2 separate regions of the Homo sapiens genome follow, and region 1 is linked to region 2. Evidence: read pairs that join two places in POLR2A ChIA-PET (ENCODE). Cell type or tissue: B cell. All regions are shown on one strand. Each heading gives the region's core, and the rest is flanking DNA. Links, peaks and the distances in the headings are about the cores only.

Evidence for each region. ChIA-PET counts read pairs that join two places held together with the same protein. Peaks named below come from ENCODE experiments on the same cell type or tissue, not always from the same donor. Only the 100,000 strongest peaks of a DNase experiment are listed, where the experiment ranks them.
Region 1: POLR2A ChIA-PET joins it to region 2 with 7 read pairs; 3 of 35 experiments call an interaction of 5 or more read pairs at or near these places.

What each region holds. Positions count from the first base shown.
Region 1 is chr3:52,673,119-52,681,002 of GRCh38, reverse strand. PBRM1 (polybromo 1) reads left to right here. Exons shown (of 32, transcript NM_001405607.1): 2 at 1,277-1,429; 3 at 2,406-2,503. The coding sequence starts at 1,292. Among named protein-coding and RNA genes, the nearest start is that of PBRM1, 8.9 kb to the left of the region's middle. In B cell, for the core only: no CTCF peak of the experiment used is centred there; no DNase peak of the experiment used is centred there.
Region 2 is chr3:52,984,845-52,992,728 of GRCh38, reverse strand. The region is part of intron 1 of SFMBT1 (Scm like with four mbt domains 1); the gene reads left to right. Among named protein-coding and RNA genes, the nearest start is that of SFMBT1, 57 kb to the left of the region's middle. In B cell, for the core only: no CTCF peak of the experiment used is centred there; a DNase peak (open chromatin) is centred at 4,608.

The DNA.
Region 1 (7,884 bases), core at 2,615-5,114, 310 kb after region 2:
CTGACTACCTCAGGGGCTGAAGGATCAATACCTTCAGTGTTGATGAGTGAAACTGGGATCTTTTTTTTTCTTTTAGCTTTAGAAAAAGGCCTTTGACGGGCGGATCACGAGGTCAAGAGATTGGGACCATCCTAGCCAACATGGTGAAACCCCGTCTCTACTAAAAATACAAAAATTAGCTGGGTGTGATGGCACACGCCTTAGTCCCAGATACTCTGGAGGCTGAGGCAGGAGAATCGCTTGAAACTGGGAGGTGGAGGGAGGTTGCAGTGAGCAGAGATCGTGCCACTGTACTCCAGCCTGGTGACAGAGCGAGACTCCACCTAAAAAAGAAAGAAAGAAAGAAAGAAAAAGGCCTTTCAAATCACAATATACTATTTGATAGTATTGTTAGATTGTATTGCAATATAAGCATTGCAGGACTTTCTTGGGTATATACTATCTGTAGCAGATCATTCAGTGGTTGCATTTCTTGTGTTGTAAATAGAGTTATAGTTAAAATTGTTATAGTTAAATAGAGTACGTGTTATAGTTAGAGTATGTCATATCACTAAAAGGTGATTAGTTTGAATTAACAGAAGAGTTTCAAAGGATAGTTTGTACCTCTGTCTAGGTATAGCAAGTCTCATTAAGTGTTTTCCAGGGATATGTCTTGTGGATCCTGTTTTAATGAATGGAGAACATTCATTTTCAGGGTTTTAATTTTAGAGTACATCTAAAGTGCTAGAAGGTTAATTGTCCTCTGTCCCCTTACCTTTTTGCACTACTCATTTGTCCTGGGCTCTGCTTCTTGCTCTTTTCCACATGATGGCCCACCTAGCAAATGATCATAATTGTAAGGCACATAGAGAAGCAGATGAGGTGCTGACTCCAGAGGTGGATACCTTGGGGCCTCTGTACCCCAGGCCTGCCTGACTGCCTCATGGGCTGAAGGCTTAATACCTTCAGCACACTAATGTACTGCTACATATAGGTTGGGAAACTCTAGGCCAAATTTGGAGCCAGAAGTTGAGTCATTCAAGATTGCTGATATACAAATGAATATGCTTTTGTTGAATTTGTCCCATCAAAATTGGAAGTATAGCATTCTGGTAAGTGAAAGACTAAAACAAGGAAGTCCAGGGCTTAAAAAAAAAAAAAAACTTATAGCTAGTTAAACTACAACACGTTAAAATATCCTCCTAAGTGAGCCAGGAGTTTGGTAGCAGGTGTCCAGCTGAAGACTTGGTGACAGAGTCTATTTAAATGTAAGAACATGGCTGATTATTTCTTATAGAAGAAGTTGGATTCCATGGGTTCCAAGAGAAGAAGAGCTACCTCCCCTTCCAGCAGTGTCAGCGGGGACTTTGATGATGGGCACCATTCTGTGTCAACACCAGGCCCAAGCAGGAAAAGGAGGAGACTTTCCAATCTTCCAACTGTAGATCCTGTGAGTAACTTGGATTACATGGTTTCTGCCTGCTCTTCCCACAATTCCCCTATCTTCCCTTTAATGGTAAAATTGTTACGATGCAAGGCATCTCCACTTTTTTAAGATTCTCTTGATTAATAGTCTTTTCTTTTATGAACATTATGTATTCAGCTAAGTCTTAGAGTAATAGTGTGATCTTATGAATAATTTCAGTATGTTACATCATATATTAATTCAGCAAATAACTGTGTGACTATCATGTGACAAGCACTGTTCTCATGGTTGGGATATAGCCATGTGGAAACAAGCCCATTTTTCACATGGAACTTAGATTCCAGGCGGGGGAAGTAGAATGTAAACAAGTAAACGAATAAAGAATAATGTATCCTTAGCTAGTAATAAGTGCTAAGAAGAAAATTTTGGGTGATTTGGGCTGTTTTGGCCTGAATTCGCTGGAAGAGAGTTCCAGACAGAACCAGTGCAGAGGGGTTGGGTCAGGGATGAGTTTTGTGTGTCTTGGTTACAGAGCAGGGGATGGTCAGGAAGGAGAAGGAAACTGGCAAGCTCCACCCATTCAGAGTATGTAGGGCCCACACAAGCAATGTTTGGAGTTTAGATTTTATTCTCTGTGAAGTGATAAACCCTTCTGTCAGATGGCTTTAAGCAAGAGAGTGATAAACTGATTTAGTTTCAAAGAAGAAAACCCTTCAATTGGATGACTTTAAGCAAGAAAGTGATGAACTGATATAGTTTAGAAGACAAAATCACCAGGAGCATAAATCTGATGAAAGATACCAAAAAGTTAGTCAACTCAGTTGTTTGAAAGGAGACATATTGTCAGCATATTTCAGACTTTAGCATGTTTGGTAATATTGAGAGTCATCATTTTTCTTCTCTACTTGCCTTTTATTGAAGAGTAGAAAATAATTCTTATGTCTACACTGGCTTTCTGTTCACTTTTTTAGTGATTTTTTTCTCCTTTGCTAATGTGTAGATTGCCGTGTGCCATGAACTCTATAATACCATCCGAGACTATAAGGATGAACAGGGCAGACTTCTCTGTGAGCTCTTCATTAGGGCACCAAAGCGAAGGTGAGTTCGAAGCACATCAGTACAGTTGCGGGGGATTTGGTCCAGAGTCCATGTGTATTAAAGTGTTTGGAAATTGAGCTTTTTGTTGGCAGGAATGGCTTAAATGATACTGGGGTCCAATTTTAGTCTTTAGTCTTTAGTAATCAAGCTGTAGTGAAGCTTTTTTTAAATTAAAAATCTGTTGAGCCAGGCACAGTAACATGCACCTATAATCCCAGCTACTTGATTTTTTGAGCCAGGCACAGGAGCATGCACTTGTAATCCCAGCTACATGGGAGACTAAGGCAAGAGAATTGCTTGATCCAAGGAGTATGACACCAGCCTGGGCAACATAATGAGACCCCGTCTCTTAAAAACAAAAACAAAAAAAATGACCTATGCGGAAAGATCTCTTGAGGCCAAGAATTTGAGACCAGCCTGGGCAACATAGTGAGACCCATCTCTACAAAAAATTTTTTGAAAAATTAGCCAGGTGTGGTGGTGCTCACCTATAGACCCAGCTACTAGGGAGGCTGGGGTGGTAGGATTGTTTGAGCCTGGGAATTTGAGGCTGCAGTAAGCCATGAGTGTCACTGCACTCCAACCTGGGTGATGGAGCAAGAGCTTGCCTAAAAATAAATATTTAAAAAAGAGTACTGACCAGGCACAGTGGCTCACGCCTGTAATCCCACCACTTTGGGAGGTCTATAGGTGGGCAAATCACCTGAGGCCAGGAGTTCGAGACCAGCCTGGCCAACATGGCAAAACCCTGTCTCTACTAAAAAATACAAAAATTAGCCAGGTGCAAGGCTGGGCGCAATGGCTCATTCCTGTAATCCTAGCACTTTGGGAGGCGAAGGCGGGTGGATCAGCTGAGGTCAGCAGTTTGAGACCAGCCTGGCCAACGTGGTGAAACCCCGTCTCTACTAAAAATACAAAAATTAGCCAGGCTTGGTGGTGGGCGCCTGTAATCCCAGCTACTTGGGAGACTGAGGCAGGAGAATCACTTGAACCCGGGAGGTGGAGGTTGCAGTGAGCCGAGATCGTACCGTTGCACTCCAGCCTTGGTGACAAGAGTGAAACTCCATCTCAAAAAAAAAAAAAAAAAAAAAGCCGAGCATGGTGGTGGGGCGCCTGTAATCCCAGCTACTTGGGAGGCTGAGGCAGGAGAATTGCTTGAACCTGGGAGGCAGAGGTTGCAGTGAGCTGAGATCCCGCCACTGTATTCCAGCCTGGGTGATAGAGCCATTCTGTAGGTTGCCTTTTCATTTTGTACGGTGTCCTTAGATGTACAAAAGGTTTTAATTTTCATGAAGTTTATGTTGTCTTTTTCTCTTGTTGCCTGTGCCTTTGGTGTCATATCCATGAAATTAATGCCAAATCCAATATCATGAAGCTTTTCCCCTATGTTTTTGTATTAATCAGGGTTCTCTTGGACAGGACTAGGCTGCAAATTTTCCAAACTTTTATGCTCTGCTTCCCTTATAAAACTGAATGCCTTAAACAGTACCCAACTCACCTCTTGAATGCTTTGCTGCTTAGAAGTTTCTTCTGCCAGATACCCTAAATCATCTTTCTCAAGTTCAAACTTCCACAGATCTCTAGAGCAGGGGCGAAATGCCCCAGTCTCTTTGCTAAAACATAACAAAAGTCACCTTTACTCCAATTCCCAGCAAGTTCCTCATCTCCATCTGAGACCACCTCAGCCTGGACCTTATTGTCCGTATTGTTATCAGGCTTTTGGTCAAAGCCATTCAAGTCTCTAGGAAGTTCCAAACTCCCACATTTTCCTGTCTTCTTCTGAGCCCTCCAAACTGTTGCATCCTCTGCCTGTTATCCAGTTCCAAAGTCGCTTCCACATTTTCGGGTATCTTTTCAGCAGCGCCCAACTCTACTGGTATCAATTTACTGTATCAGTTGGTTTTCACACTGCTGATAAAGACATACCCGAGACTGGGAAGAAAAAGAGGTTTAACTGAACTTACAGTTCCATATGGCTGGGGAGGCCTCAGAATCATGGTGGGAGGTGAAAGGCACTTCTTACATCAGTGGCAAGAGAAAAATAAGCAAGAAGCAAAAGTGGGAACCCCTAATAAACCCATCAGATCTCATGCAACTTAATCACTATCACGAGAATAGCACGGGAAAGACTGGCCTCCATGATTCAGTTACCTCCCTCTGGGTCCCTCCCACAACATGTGGGAATTCTAGGAGATAACAATTCAAGCTGAGATTTGAATGGGGATACAGCCAAACTGTATTGGTTTTCCTCTAAGAGTTTTATAGTTTTAGCTCTTACATTTAGGCCTTTGATCCATTTTGAATTTTTATAAGTAGTGTTTAGGTAAGGATCCCGCTTCATTCATTATTTTTTTTTTTTTTTTTTTTTTTTTTTTTTTTTTTTTTGAGACGGAGTCTCGCTCTGTCGCCCAGGCTGGAGTGCAGTGGCGGGATCTCGGCTCACTGCAAGCTCCGCCTCCCGGGTTCACGCCATTCTCCCGCCTCAGCCTCCCAAGTAGCTGGGACTACAGGCGCCCGCCACTACGCCCGGCTAATTTTTTGTATTTTTAGTAGAGACGGGGTTTCACCATTTTAGCCGGGATGGTCTCGATCTCCTGACCTCGTGATCCGCCCGCCTCGGCCTCCCAAAGTGCTGGGATTACAGGCGTGAGCCACCGCGCCCGGCCCCCGCTTCATTCTTTATATGTGTGTATCCAGTTTTCCCGGTATCGTTTGTTGAAAAGACTGTGCTTTTCTCATTGAATGGTTTTGGCGCCTTTGTCAAAATTTGCTTGACCGTGTATGTGAGGGTCGTTTCTAGGCTCCATTCTATTCCATTGGTCCCTGTGTCTGTTTTTATACCAGTAGCACACATTTTGATTACTGTGAACAACATATTCAGTGGCAAAATACTTAAAGCTTTTCCTCTAAGATCACGAACAAGACAGAGATGCCCACTTTCACCACTTCAACACCTTGTTCACTGTGGAATAAATCCCACCTGGTTATGGTATATAATCCTTTTAATATCCTGCTGAATTCAGTTTGCTAATATTTTATTGAGAAATTTTGCATCAGTATTCATAAGGGATATTGATCAGTAGTTTTCTTGTAGTATCTTTGTCTGGCTTTGGTATCAGAGTAATGCTAGCTTCATAGAATAAGTTAGGACGTGACCTCGCCTCTTCAATTTTTTGGAAAAGTTTCATAAGGCTTGGTGTGTTAGTTCTTGAAATGTCTGGTTAGAATTCATCAGTGAAGCTATCAGTCTAGGGATTTTCTTTGTGGGAGATTTTTTATTACTGATTCAGTCTCCTTACTAGTTATAGGTTTACTCAGGCTTTGTATGTCTTTAGTAGGTTGTGTGTTTCTAGGAAATTATCCATTTCTTCTAGTTTATCTAATTTGTTGGCATACATGTTTTCCTAGAACTCTCATAATCCTTTTTATTTTTGTGGCATTGGTTGTAATGTCTCCTCTTTATGATTTTAGTTATTTGCATCTCTTTTCTCCCTTACTTCTTCCCTCCCTCCCTCCTCCTTTCTGTCTTTTTTTGAGACAGGATCTTGCTTTGGCACCCAGGCTGGAGTGCAGTGGCAATCACAGTTCAGTGCAGACTCAACCTCCCGGACTCAAGCAGTCCTCTCACCTGATGCTACCATACCTGGCTAATATATATGTTATATATACGTGTGTATGTATATAGTAAACACATAAAATATATATATTGTATATATAACGTATTTTTTATTTATATATGTAAAAATATGCTGGATTCTTACCTAACGCTACATACATATTAAAAAATAACGTATGTAATGTTAGGTAAGGAGATATATGTGTGTGTGTGTGTGTATATATATATATATATATATATTTTTTTTTTTTTTTTTGGTAGAGACAGGGTTTCCCTGTGTTGCCCAGGCTGGTCTCAAACTCCTGGGCTCAAGTGATCCTCCTACCTTGGCCTCCCGAAGTGCTAGGATCACAAGTGTGAGCCACCACACCCAGCCTCTCTCTCTCTTTTTTTTTTTTTTTTTTGAGATGGAGTTTCGCACCAGGCTGGAGTGCAGTGGTGCGATCTCGATTGTGGCTCACCACAACCTCCGTTTCCCAGGTTCAAGCGATTCTCCTGCCCCAGCTTCCCGAGTAGCTGGGATTACAGGCATGGGCCACCACGCCCAGCTAATTTTGTATTTTTAGTAGAGACAGGGTTTCTCTATGTTGGTCAGGCTGGTCTCAAACTCCCGACCTTAGGTGATCCGCCTACCTTGGCCTTCCAAAGTGCTGGCATTACAGGCGTGAGCCACCGTGCTCAGCTCTTTCTTTCTTAGTTAATCTAGCTAAGTGTTTACCAATTTTGTTGATCTTTTAAAAAAACCAACTGTTTAATTTTTAAAATTGTTTTTCTATTCTCTAATTTCGTTTATCTGCATTCTATATATATATCTATATATATATTTTTTTTTTGAGACAGTGTCTTGCTCTGTTGCCCAGGCTGGAGTGCAGTGGCGTGATCATGGCTTATTGCAGCCTCTGCCTTCCAGGTTCAAGTGATTCTTATGCTTCAGCCTCCCAAGTAGCTGGGATTACAGGCGTGTGCCACCATGCCTGGCTAATTTTTGTATTTTTAGTAGAGATAGGGTTTCACTTTGTTGCCCAGGCTGGTCTTAAACTCTTGACCTCAAGTGATCTGTCCACCTCATCCTCCCAAAGTGCTGGGATTATAGGCATGAACTACTGCACTGGCCCTCCTTTCTATTTATTATCTACTGCTAGCTTTGGGTTTAGTTTGCTCTTCTTTTCTCTAATTCCTTGAGAAAGAAGCTTTTTTTTTTTTTTTTTTTTTGAGATGGAGTCCCACTCTGTTGCCCAGGCTGGAGTGCAGTGGCACAGTCTTGGCTCACTGCAACTTCCACCTCCTGGGTTCAAGCAATTGTCCTGCCTCAGCCTCCCGAGTAGCTGGGATTACAGGCATACACCACTATGCCTGGCTAATTTTTTTTGTACTTTTAGTAGAGACGGAGTTTTGCCATATTGGCCAGGCAGGTCTCGAACTCCTGACCTCAGGTGATCCACCCGCCTCAGCCTCCCAAAGTGCTGGGATTACAGGCATGAGCCACTGCACCTGGCCGAGAGTGAAGCATGTTTTTTAAATTATTTAATTTTTTTGTTTCATTTTGTTTTTTAACACCTGGTTCACATAGGCAGTATAAAAATTAATAGTTCTTATGGCTGGGCGCGGTGGCTCATGCCTGTAATCCCATCACTTTGGGAGGCTGAGGCGGGTGGATCACTTGAGGTCAGGAGTTCGAGACCAGCCTGGCCAACATAGTGAAACCCTGTCTCTACTAAAAATGCAAAAATTAGCCGGGCGTGGTGGTGGGTGCCTGTAATCCCAG
Region 2 (7,884 bases), core at 3,171-5,670:
TGGAGTGTGCTAACCCACCTATGATTTCCCTTAGTTTTTCCTTCTGAAAGATGATCTGCTTTTATGAAATTATTGGTTAGTTTAAGGAAACATACTGAGGAAGGAGTAGTTTTTGTTCCATTAAGACTGATTACCAAGAGCTCAATATCAAAGTCTAATTAACTGAGCAGATTTACCCATGACCTGTTTGGCCTAGTCACAGAAATACACGATATAAAGCAGAAATCAAAATCACTTTAACATTTTAATTTATTATTAAAAAAATTTTTTTTATTTTAATTTTTGTGGCTACATAGAGGTGTATGTATTTATGGGGTATGTGAGATGTTTTGATACAGACATAGAATGTGTAATAATCACGTAATGTAAAATAGAGGTGTCCATCCTCAAACACTTACCCTTTGTATTATAAACAATACTTTATTCTTTTGTATTCTGTTTTGGGCTACAGATAAACTGGAATGTATTTTAGAGGAGGGACTAGGAAGGTGAGGCAGCTCAGGACCTGCTTAGGAAGAACAGTTGATGAACGTTAGTTCTCTCAGCTATGTGAAGGGCTCTGTGTGAGTGAATGAACACAGACTCATTCTGAGTGGGCAACAGCAATGGGCAGAAGCCATAGGGACTTTGCAGCAGGTTAAGGACAGGCTTTGTGGCGGAGCTGCTTAGAAGTGGAATAGATTATCCTAGAAGGTAGTCGTGGGAGTTTTTTATCCCTGTGTCATTGATGGTGTTGGAACACAGAAATGGACAATCTCCTCCTCGGGGATGGATGATGTTTTAGTCATTTGTGCTGCTATGACAGAACACCTGAGACTCAGTAACTTATGAATAATAGAAACTTATTTTCTCACTATTCTGGAGTCTGAGAAGTCCAAAATCAAGGTGCTGGCAGATTTAGTGTCTGGGGAGGTGCCATTCCTCATTGATGGTGCATCCTCATGTGGTAGAAGGTGGAAGGGAATGTGAAAGCAAGAAGGGGCAGGCAGCTCTCAGAAGCTTCTTATAATGGCATTGATCCAATCGCTTCCTGAAAGGCCACACGTCTTAATACTCTCATATTAGGGATTAACTTTCAACGTGCAGGCTGGGCGAGGTGGCTCACGCCTGTAATCACAGCACTTTGGGAGGCCGAGGTGGGCGGATCACCTGAGGTCAGTAGTTCGAGACCATCCTGGCCAACATGGTGAAACCCGTCTCTACTAAAGATACAAAAATTAGCCAGGCATGGTGGCGCCTCCCTGTAGCCCCAGCTACTCGGGAGGCTGAGGCACGATAATTGCTTGAACCCAAGAGGTGGAGGTTGCAGTGAGCTGAGATTGTGCCACTGCACTGCAGCCTATGCAATAAGAGCAAAACTCCATCTCAAAAAAAAAAAAAAAAAAAGAAGTTTCAGCATGTGAATTTTGGGTGGGACACAACATTCAAACCACAGCAGGTAGGGAAGAATTCTCTAGAAAAGCACTGTAGGGTAATGGAGAGCTGTTATTTGAGGAAATGTTGGCACATGGGAATGGTGTGTACAACAGAACTGTTGAGGACTGTTGGACTGGGTGTTACTTATTAAAGTTTTCTCTAACTTTTAGAGTCACCAGCCTCAGTTATTCAGTGAAACAAAGAGCAATTTTAAAAAATCATCCAGGCAGCTGGCTTAATGTATGTAAAAATGCAGTGCTAGGTATAGTTGCTGAAGATACTATGCAGACGTTTGCAAATGAGACAGTAATGTGGGTGTAAAGTAGTTATTTGGGAAAAAATGAGCAAACAAAAAATGTTTATATGTTGAACTTCATTACTCATCATTTGAAGTGAAAAAATTATTCTCTTTATACTTCACCCCACTTCATTAATCTCTCTCCAAAATTGCAAGGTTGACATCACCCCATAGTAGTAATGTTTGTTCATTAGGTTTATTTCCTTGTTTTATGCGTAATATCTGAATTCCCAAGGCCAAAACTCCTTAGCTTTGATAATAGTATTTGTTAAAGTTGAGAAAACTTTTCCTTCCTTCCTTCTTTCCATCCATCCTTCTTTCCTTCTTCTCTCCCTCCCTTTCCTCTCTTTCTTGCTCAACTTTTTCTTGATGTTTTCAAAATATTAAGGTGGCTCTTTGAAGTTTAACAGTCCAACAGTCTGAATTTGTTTGACGTTTTGTTAAAGATTCCGAGAAAAGTAGTATTCTGGTGTTTGAATGGCTTATTGATTTTTTTTCTTTAAAGATTGCTTTGAGATGAAATTGAAGTAAACTTAAGACTTTGCATAGTTAGATTTGACATTAAGTCTCTTCAAGCATTTGGTTTTTGTTTCCAAGTGAGGAAGGACTGAGTGTTCTGTCATCTGACTCTGTGTCACAAAATTCCAAACTTGATGTGGCTGAGCCTGTGATACTCTTCAAAATACCATTTTGGAGGAATTTAATGTGAGTTAGACAACTGAGTCGAGTTGTCTTTTATACTTTAATAGAGAATAATACTGCATTTATCTCACATCCTATAAGAGAAAACTGAGGAAAAACCTTTTAATGACTTCGGGTGTATGCTTTGAGTTATTTTTACCTTTATGATGATGTTTTTCCTGAGTGAGTGGTTGTGTTTTGACCAACTAAGCCCATTTATTTTTTGAACATTTTAAATGCAACAATTAAAATGAACAACCCCTCCCAAGAAAAATCCTAAAAGACAACTAGCCTTTGGAATATATCCGAACAGTTTTAGTAGATGGTGCTGGAAATTTTTTCCCTTTGAAGGAGACATTAGTAACCAATTGTCTGCCTTAAGCCTACCTTTTTCGTTGTTAATTTGCAAATAATGAAGTTTTAAATTCTTGTCGGCCTGTTTGGATGACTTCAGACGTCTGTTTCAATGATAGTTTTGTCCAAGGCTGAAAGAAGTTATACATTATGTAAACACTATTTTTTTCTTTTTCTTTTTTTTTTTGAGATGGAGTCTAGCTCTGTCACTAGGCTGGAGTGCAGTGGCGTGACCTTGGCTTACTGCACCCTCTGTCTCCCAGGTTCAAGCAATTCTCCCAGCCTCCCAAGTAGCTGGGACTACAGGCGCGCGCCACCATGCCCAGCTAATTTTTGTATTTTTAGTAGAGACAGCATTTCGCCGTGTTAGCCAGGCTGTTCTCTATCTCCTGACCTCGTGATCTGCCCACTTCAGCCTCCCAAAGTGTTGGTATTACAGGTGTGAGCCACCACACCTGGCCTTATTTTTTTCTTATAAAACATGAACATTAGTAGGAATAGTTTTATGGAAGGCATGTTTCTTTCTTTCTTTCTTTCTTTCTTTTTTTTTTTTTTTTGAGATGGAGTCAGGCTGGAGTGCAGTGGCACAATCTGAGCTCACTGCAAGCTCTGGCTCCCGGGTTCACACACCATTCTCCTGCCTCAGCCTCCCAAAAGGCATGTTTCTTATAACACATGAAAACATGACCATTAGTAGCATAGTATTATTAAGGATTGAAAATTATACCAATAATTTTGTACTAAGCACTGTAAAGTGGAATTGGTAAGTCCTAATCTTAGAAAACTGGCCACCTTTGTAATATTGCATTTAAGTTCACAAAATAATAATTTAGTGGTAGGAAAGAAACCAAATTATTTTTAAGGAAAGAATAGAAAAGTGGAGAAAAGAAATCAGGAAGAGGAATCTTTCTGTTTAACAGGTGTAGAGATTTAACCAAAAATTTCTATATATTTAACATTAGATACTTTTGGTTTTCAGAGAATGTTTACATATGTTAGATTGAAAGGTGTGGGGGTACTGAAATCTATAAAAACAACTATTAAGGTGTGACTAGGGTCTAATACTAACCAAACAGAAGGCTGCCAAGTGTCCTGCTGCGCTTTGGAAATAACAGGTAAGTAAGTAGACTGCTATTCTGCCAGTTAGGGTTTTGGTTTTACATCTTGCATATAAGTCTGTTTAGATTCCTAATTAATTATCATAACCTAGGCTGGTTTTTTTCCTCATGTCCATTTAACTTTTTGTGCCAAATTATTTTACAGATTTAATGTGTTACGTAGTACATCTCTAGTAGTAACCAGAGATTTACTCCTTTTTTGGAAGCACTTACTTTAAAAGCTCCTGAAGAGTTGTTTTGTGTTCTAAATAATTTATACTTTTTCTAAATAACTAATACTTGTTCCTAGTATCATTGTTGTTAAATGTTCAGCATGCCTCTTAGGTATTGGCTCAGTGTTTTGCAGCAGACATTCACCATTGTGTTTCCCCGAGGATACCCTCGCAGCAGCATTACCCTGGAGTTGGGAGGCGTTCTTGAGGGACAGGTTCTTGAGGTGTTCTTGAGGGACTGACCTGTATGGTTGCCTGTCGTGATTTTTGAGGGGTGGTAGCCTATCCAAAAGTTCTCAATATTTATAACTGATAATCTAGTTCTTATAGGGCCTTAAACTTAAAAAAAATTCCAGTGAATTAATTGTACAGCATATGTGTCTATAGTCTAGGCATCTTTAAATTCTAACATAGAGCTTTTAAAAATGCTTGTATGTTTAATGTAACAATACAAAGCAGCAAAATCCCCAGAGCATCCTCTCTTATAATCACGAGTTAAAGTTTGGTGAGTGATTGGACCTCCCAAGGGTCTCTCTAAGTCAACCACTATAACTTCCCCTCAGCTCTCTTCTGGGTTGAGGCAGAGCCTGTTACTCCGTTGGGGAAAGACTTTGTTTTTTATGCTTTCCTGATGATTCTGACATTTTTGATGATGGCTGTTTATTACACTGATTTTTTTAGCCTTTTGGCTAAATTCAGTGTTATTCCATTCTTAATTCAGTGTTATTCCATTCCATTAAAGAATTAATAAGGAAATGTGTTTTAATTTAAAAATGTGTACTGTATCCTTTCATATGAATTAATCTGTTTTAGGGCCCTACTAGAATAAGATTTTAGAAGCTTATAGATGGCAGCATCTGTCTAGGTGCCATCCAGACTCTTGGTTACTCACCATTCTAAGCAGAACAGTATGGAACTTAGAAGTTAAATGAATGAATGAATAAAACAACTTGAGCGCAGATCATCTAGGGCCATCACTCTATGGTATAAGACATACCTCACAATTATCCTTGTATTCTCTGAGCTCCAAGAAAAGCCCCAGAGCCCAGAAACACTAAGGAGCTCAGGCTTGGGATCAGATGAGGGTTCAAATGCTGCCCCTGCTGCTTCCTATCTACAGTCATGCATGGCATGATGGTGTTTCAGTCAATGGTGGCCTGTATATATGACGGTGGTCCCATACAGTTATAATGGAGATGAAAAATTCCTATGGCCTAATGATGATGTAGTAGCCATCCTAAAGTCATAGTGAGATACCTACTCGTGTTTGTTGTGGTACTGGTGTAAATAAACCTGCACTGGCAGTTGTATAAAAGCATAACACATACAGTTATGTACAGTACATAATACTTGATCATAATATATAACTGTGGTTTATTTACTGTACTTTTAAATCATTATTTTAGAGTATATGCCTTTTATTTATTAAAAAAAAATTAACTGTAAGCCAGCCTCAGACAGGTCCTTCAGGAGGTATTCCAGAAGGAGGCACTGTTATCAAGGAGATGGCAGCTCCATGCATGTTATTGCTCCCGAAGATCTTCCAGTGGGACAGGATGTGGAGGTGGAAGACAACGATATTGATGATCCTGGTCGTGTGTAGTCCTAGGCTGTTGTGTTAGTTTTTAACAAAAAGTTTTAACAAGTAAATAAAAAGTTAATAGAAAAAAGTTATAGAATAAGGATATAAAGAAAAAATATATATATTTTGAGATGGAGTCTCACTCTTTCGCCCAGACTGGAGAGCAGTGGCACGATCTCGGCTCACTGCAACCTCCACCTCCCGGGTTCAAGCGATTCTCCTGCCTCAGCCTCCTGAGTAGCTGGTATTACAGGCACTCGCCACCACACCCTGCTAATTTTTTTTTTTTTTTTGAGACAGAGTCTTGCTCTGTCACCAGGCTAAAGTGCAGTGGCGCGATCTCGGTTCACTGCAACCTCCACCTCCCAGGTTAAAGCGATTTCCCTGCCTCAACCTCCCGAGTAGCTGGGACTACAGGCACCTGCCACCATGCCTGCCCGACTAAGTTTTTTTTTTGTATTTTTAGTAGAGATGGGATTTTGCCATGTTGGCCAGGCTGGTCTCAAACTCCTGATCTCAGGTCACCTGCCCACCTCGGCTTCCCAAAGTATTGGATTACAGACGTGAGCCATGGCGCCCGACCAAAAAAATATTTTTGTACAGCTATACAGTGTTTGTATTTTAAGCTATGTGTTATTACAAGAAAGTCAAAAAAATTTTAAAAATCAAAAAGTTTATAAAGTTACAGTAAGCTAAGGTTAATTTATTATGGAAGGAAGAAAAGTATTCTTAAAACAAATTTAATGTGGCTTACATGTGCAGTGTTTAGAAAGTCTACAGTAGTATACAGTAATATCCCAGGCCTTCACATTCACTCACCACTGACTGACTCACCCAGAACAACTTCCCAGTCCTGCAAGCTCCATTCATGATAAGTGCCCTATATAAGTGTTCCATTTTTTATCTTTTTTTTTTTTTTTTTCCTGAGACGGAGTCTCACTCTGTCTCCCAGGCTGAAGTGTAGTGGCATGATCTCAGCTCACTGCAACCTCCACCTCCCAGGTTCAAGCAATTCTCCTGCCTCAGCCTCCTGAGTAGCTGGGACTACAGGCGCCCACTACCACACCGAGCTAATTTTTGTATTTTTAGTAGAGACGGGGTTTCACCATGTTGGCCAGGCTGGTCTCAAACTCTTCACCTCAAATGATCTGCCCACCTTGGCCTCCCAAAGTGCTGGGATTACAGGCGTGAGCCACCTCGCCTGGCCTCATTTTTTATCTTTTATGATATATTTTGACTACACCTTTCCTATGTTTAAATATGTTTAGATACACAAATACTTACCATTGTGTTACAGTTGCCTACAGGTTTGTAGCCTAGGGGCAATAGGCTACACCGTATAGCCTAGGTGTATAGTAGGCCGCACCATCTAGGTTTGCGTAAGTATACCCTATGATGTTCGAATAATGACAAAATTGCCAAACAACAAATTTCTCAGAACATATCCTCATTATTAAGCGATGCATGACTGTGTATGAACTGACATGTTAACTTTTCCTCATCTGTAAAATGGAATTATCATTGTATGAGTTAAGCAGAATAGGATTAAATAAAAGATTATTAAAAAATAATAAACACTTAAATATTAAGCTTACCATGTGTTGGACAGTGTTCTGTGTGCCTAATTATTTAGTATACAATACATAAAAAGTGCCAGGCACATACATAGTAGGTACTCAAATAATCTTTTCTTTTTTCTTGATAAATGGTTAACAAGCATTTGTTCTGTTGAGATGAAGTTTCTGATCTGTGACTTGACATGAGAAAGCTGAGAAACAGCAACCATGAAATTACAGAATAATTTCAAGTCTTTTCATAACTGAACATGGTCTTTTCCTATAATCTTTTTATAATACTATTGGAATTGGTATGTTTTGACAGTGCTTGTGTTGGTGAATCAAATAGCTCCTGATTTAATCAGAACAAAGACATACTGTTTCAACATGTGCTCATGTTACTGGCTCCCATAAATAAAGCATTTAATTGATGAAAATGTAATCATATTTGAACTCTGGAAGAGCTACCGTTCCAGCCTATAAGATAATATAAGGATAAAGAATGATTTTAAATGCTTTTGACATATTCTGGTACAGTGAAAGATAATTTCAAAACTGCAATTTAGTCGTCTTGGTATCTGGCAAAGAGGAGGTGCTCAATATCCTGGTACTAATCAGTAATTGCTAAGGAAGCCGGGCTGCGAAGTGGTCATACTTAGCCAACTGT